Linked DNA regions of Mus musculus: region 1 is linked to region 2. A link is a loop called in an ENCODE intact Hi-C map of the cell type or tissue named here. Cell type or tissue: left cerebral cortex. All regions are shown on one strand.

Region 1 (2,500 bases), 870 kb after region 2:
CCCTACACACACACACACACACACACACACACACACACACTGTAGGTGGTACCATTCACATACACACTCACTGTACGTGGCACCATTCACACACACATGCACACACACACACTGCAGGTGACACCATTCATACACACATGCACACATGTACACACACACTGCATGTGGCACCATTCACACACACACACTCACTCACTGTCGGTGGCACTATTCACACACACATGCACACTGTAGGTGGCATTCACACACACACTGTAGGTGGCACCATGCACACACACACATGCACACACACTCACTGTAGGTGGCACTATTCACACACACACACACACACACACACACACACACACACACACACACACACTGTAGGTGGCACCATTCCCTAGCAGCCTGCATTCAAGGGCCCCTCTTTGCTTCCTGAGTGCAGATGTGATCTTAACAGTTGCTTCTAGTTCTTGCCACAGTGGACTGTACCCTGGAAGTGTGAGAAAGAGCAAACGTCTTGTCCATTAAGTTTCTTCTGTAGAGTATTTCATTACAGCAACAGAAAAGAAACTTTGACAGCCAGCACGTAGGGGAGGGAGCTTGTTCTGGAAATCGCCAGTGTGGTCTTCTAGGCTGCAGCTAGAAACCCAAGCCTGAGGACAACAAACTTCCCCAGCAACGCCTGAAGCTGGTCAACAGTGGAGATCTTGAGCTAGGACCATGTGCACGATCCGCAGCAAAGATTTGCTAAGTCTCTACAGCCACCCACAGCCCGGGGCATGGTCTGAATGATTCTTGGGAGCACTTCTGGCCATCACTGAAGGGTAGCAATAGAGGTGTGCCAGTTCCACAGCCTTGGTAACCGTAAAGCTGGTGAATTCTGGGTGTTCCTGGGGGCTTCCGCTCTGACTCCATCCAGAGTTCGCACTATCACTCCCCAAAACCTTTCAATTCTGAGAGGCTCCATTATCTTAAGCTATGCTGTACAATAGAAAAGCTGTGCCCAGGACTGTGCAGAAACAGGGGCACGGTGTTCCAAGGAGTGGCTCTGCCCCCTGGGGCCCAAGGTTGGCCATCACCCAGCCCAGCGTTCTTAGCTCCTTCCAATCTCCATTTGCTCCTGTCAGATAAGGTGGGGTTTTCTTGTCTTGTTTTTTTTTAGCCAGCAAGATTGTGATGAGGATCAAAGCTCTTGGATCCGACAGTGCTTCGCTGACCTAGAAAGAGCACTATGCTCATTAGCAGTATTATTTGAAGGGCTCTAGTAGAGAATGGCCTCCTTTGGCTGAGAACTGGGACAGGACTTCCACGTTTATCAAGGAAAACTAGAAACCTACAATTCAAAGACAGCCAGAGTGGAAATTTACGCTCTCAAGTGGGACCTTAAATCGCACCCCATGAACCACTAGTCACTTGGGGTGAATGAGCTACAAGAAGACAAAGGGGTTCGAGGGAGAACAATTCCAAAACACAGCTGGGCCTGATTTACACTGGGGAAGTGGGGAAGGGGGGGGGGGCAAAATAGCCACTGCTTGTCCTACACTGCCACCTTGTGGCCATTCTCCAGACTACACAAGTAAAACTAGTCTCAAAATGGGAAGCCAAGAGTTGCTAAAACTGGGAAAATCAGCCTAGGATGAATTGGTAATCCCAATTGGTTATCCTATGCCAAGTCATCAGCCATACAAACATACACAGAAGAACAACATTGCTGTGTTTATACGTGTGTGTGTGTGTGTGTGTGTGTGTGTGTGTGTGTGTGTGTAAGAATGATAAAGGAAATAAGATGTTATGAATTTGAGAGTGGCAGGGTATAGGAAGCTTGGACAGAGGAGAGGAAAGAGGAAATGTTGTAAATACAGCACACATCTATGAGAGTAAAAAACAAATAAAATACAAGTAAAGACCAAGCAGAGAGTTGGGAGTGGTGTTCCATGCCTGTAATATCAGCACTGAGGAGCTGAGGCCCAAATATTGCTGTGAGTTTGAGGGCAGGATAAGATAAAAAGTGATAGCTACCTCAAAAACAAGTGGATTGTGAGGAGCGGGTGTGGCAGCAGCTAATTCTTATGACTTGCACCTGACTTCCTCATACACCTGAAAATTGCCATGACCATTGTGAAAGCTGCGCAGGTGCACCATGATGCTGGCGGTGTAAACAAGTCCATATTTGGTGGAGACGCGCCCCTGCCACCCTGATTGGCTGAAGCTGTGTGCCTGGTGAGGTGATGTGGCCTGCCATGAGTGAATGGGGACTGAGAGTATATAAGAGTGAGAGGCCCGGGGTTCAGGGGAGAAAAAGATGAAGCGAGAGATGATGACTGAAGCTTGCTGAATAAACTGCTGTTAGAAGAACTGGTGGTCGTGTCGTTCTTGCTGGTCGAGAGCGGACGCGACAGTGGATGACGGGATACATCTGAAATCCTTAAACGCACTACCATTGCTGGGTCCACATTGGGCCAGGTCTGCCGTGAGTTAAGAAGGGGTAAGCAGAGAACATTATGAGCCAGGCAGAGAT
Region 2 (2,500 bases):
GTGTGTGATAGAACCCAGTGCCTTACACAGAAGCAATCTATATGTGAAATAGACCCTCAGCTCCAAAATTTTATTATTTATGGTTTTGTCGTGGGTGTGTTGTTTTGTTGCTGTTGTTGGAGGTACTGTTTTTAACTGATTTATTTATTTTGGTTTTTTGAGACAGGTTTTGTTTTATTTTAGCTTGTTTTAATATCTATCTATCTATCTATCTATCTATCTATGTTTTGTTTTTGTTTTTTGTTTTTTGAGACAGGGTTTATCTGTGTAGCCCTGGCTCTCTTGGAATTCACTCTGTAGACCTGATTTACCTTGAACTCAGAGACCTGCCTACCTCTGTGTCCTGAGTGATGGGATTAAAGGCCTGTGCCACTACCACACAGCAAGAATTTATAATTTTTCTGTTTTTGGATTTGTGATCTTAAGTGGAACAATTTTTATTTATGATTTTGCTCAGCATATTGGGGAAGACATGACCCTCAAGGCCTTCAGGCTATTTCTGGTCTAGGTGCTGATATAAATGTGAGGAGTTCAAGGGAAGAGCAACACTAGATTGTCCCCTCTCTGTTCCCTTTTCCTGACTGTAGATGCAATCTGACCAGCTGCCTCACACTCGGGCCACCATGACCTTCCCACGGTGATGGACGACGCCTTCAAACTTAGAAATGAAACAAAGCAGGAGGAGCGAGGAGAGGACGCAGCAGGCGATTTCCGGGCATGAAAACTTGAGAGCCTCTCACTCTACAACCTATGCTTTATAGCACCAAGTACAAGTATTTTGGAAATTTTGGTTTGGGAGCCTAGGGTTTAGAATACTAAATTGATGTTTTCTTTGGAAACATCAGGTAGTCAACTTCTAAGTAGGCGTGGTAAAGATGGATTTTTTTTTTTTTTTGGTTGGTTGGTTGGTTGTTTTTGTTTGTTTGTTTGTGTTTGTTTGTTTGTTTGTTTGTTTTTTAAGACAGGGTTTCTCCTGGCTGTCCTGGAACTCACTTTGTAGACCAGGCTGGCCTCGAACTCAGAAATCCGCCTGCCTCTGCCTCCCGAGTGCTGGGATTAAAGGTGTGTGCCACCACGCCCAGCCTTGGTAAAGGTTTAACCACACAAATCAGAAAGCACTTGGTAAATGATAATGACAGATTAATTTTGCTCTGGTCTGATTTTTCTCTTCTTGACCACTTGGTGGCAGAATGAAGCCACAATAAGAGGACATTTGCAAGTCTCCTAAGGGTTTTTGTTTTGTTTTGTTTTTTATTTTTATTTTTTTAAGATGTATTTTTTAAAATTTATTTACTTTAAGTAAGTACACTGTAGCTGTCTTCAGACACCCCATAAGAGGGTATCAGATCTCATTACAGATGGTTGTGACCCACCATGTGGTTGCTGGGATTTGAACTCAGGACCTCTGAAAGAGCAGTCAGTGCTCTTAACCTCTGAGCCATCTCTCCAGCCCCCTCCTAAGGGTTTTTGTTTGTTTGCTTTTGCTTTTCCTTAAAGATTTGTTTGTTTGTTTGTTTTGATTTTTCGAGACAGGGTTTCTCTGTGCAGTCCTGGCTGTCCTGGAACTCACTCTGTAGACCAGGCTGGCCTCGAACTCAGAAATCCGCCTGCCTCTGCCTCCCAAGTGCTGGGATTAAAGGTGTGCACCACCACTGCCCGGCTAAAGATTTATTTATTTATTTTGTGTATACGAATATATGTGTAGGTAGCTATCTCCAGACACATCAGAAGAGGGCATCAGATCCCATTACAGATGGTTGTGAGCCACTATGTGGCTGCTGGGAATTGAACTCAGGACCTCTGGAAGAGCAGTCAATGCTCTTAACTGCTAAGCCATAGTCTCTAGCCCCTTTAAAGATTTCTCTTATTTACTTATTTTATGTATGTGAGTGCTTTATCTGCATGTACACCTGCATGCCAGAAGAGGGCATCAGATCTCATTACAGATGGTCCTGAGCTACCATGTGGTTGCTGGGAATTGAACTCTGGACCTCCAGAAGAACAGCTAATCCTCGTAACCACTGAGCCATCTCTCCAGCCCCCAAGTCTCCCAAGTTTTAACATTTGGTTCCTTCTTTTATTTAGTGGGAAAGAAAAGTAGCAAGCCATACATACAAACACAGGGCCTGTTCTAGTGTCTGAATGAGACATTGACTGAGCTAGCGGGAGCTGCCTTAAAGATCCTTCTCCTGGTTATGAGTAGCATACAGTTATAACGGTAGCATTCAGGAGTCTGATCAGGAGTCTGAGGCAGGAGGATGGTTATTACAACATTACCTGAGCTAAACAGCAAGCCACAAGCCATGTTGGGCCAGTCAGCAAGCAGCACTCTCCATGGCCTCTGCATCAGTTCCTGCCTCCATGGCCTCTGCATCAGCGCCTGCCTCCAGGTTCTCTGAGTCTTTGTCCTGACTTCCTTCAATGATGAGAAATGATTTAGAAGTGGAAGCCAAATAATCACTTTGCTCCCCAAGTTGCCTTTTGGTAAGGGTTTTTTCAT

The links. A loop is a pair of places that touch in the nucleus more often than their neighbours do. Peaks named below come from ENCODE experiments on the same cell type or tissue, not always from the same donor. Only the 100,000 strongest peaks of a DNase experiment are listed, where the experiment ranks them.
Region 1: it touches region 2 in a loop (6-fold over the local background); 2 of 42 quality-filtered maps call a loop at or near these places.

Annotation. Positions count from the first base shown.
Region 1 is chr16:23,952,368-23,954,867 of GRCm38, forward strand. No RefSeq gene overlaps it. Among named protein-coding and RNA genes, the nearest start is that of Rtp2, 23 kb to the left of the region's middle. In left cerebral cortex, a CTCF peak has its summit at 1,547 (motif pointing left); DNase peaks (open chromatin) are centred at 666, 1,287 and 1,509; H3K27ac peaks cover 629 bases.
Region 2 is chr16:23,086,765-23,089,264 of GRCm38, forward strand. No RefSeq gene overlaps it. Among named protein-coding and RNA genes, the nearest start is that of Gm30693, 15 kb to the right of the region's middle. In left cerebral cortex, CTCF peaks have their summits at 1,180 (motif pointing right) and 1,924 (motif pointing right); a DNase peak (open chromatin) is centred at 1,231.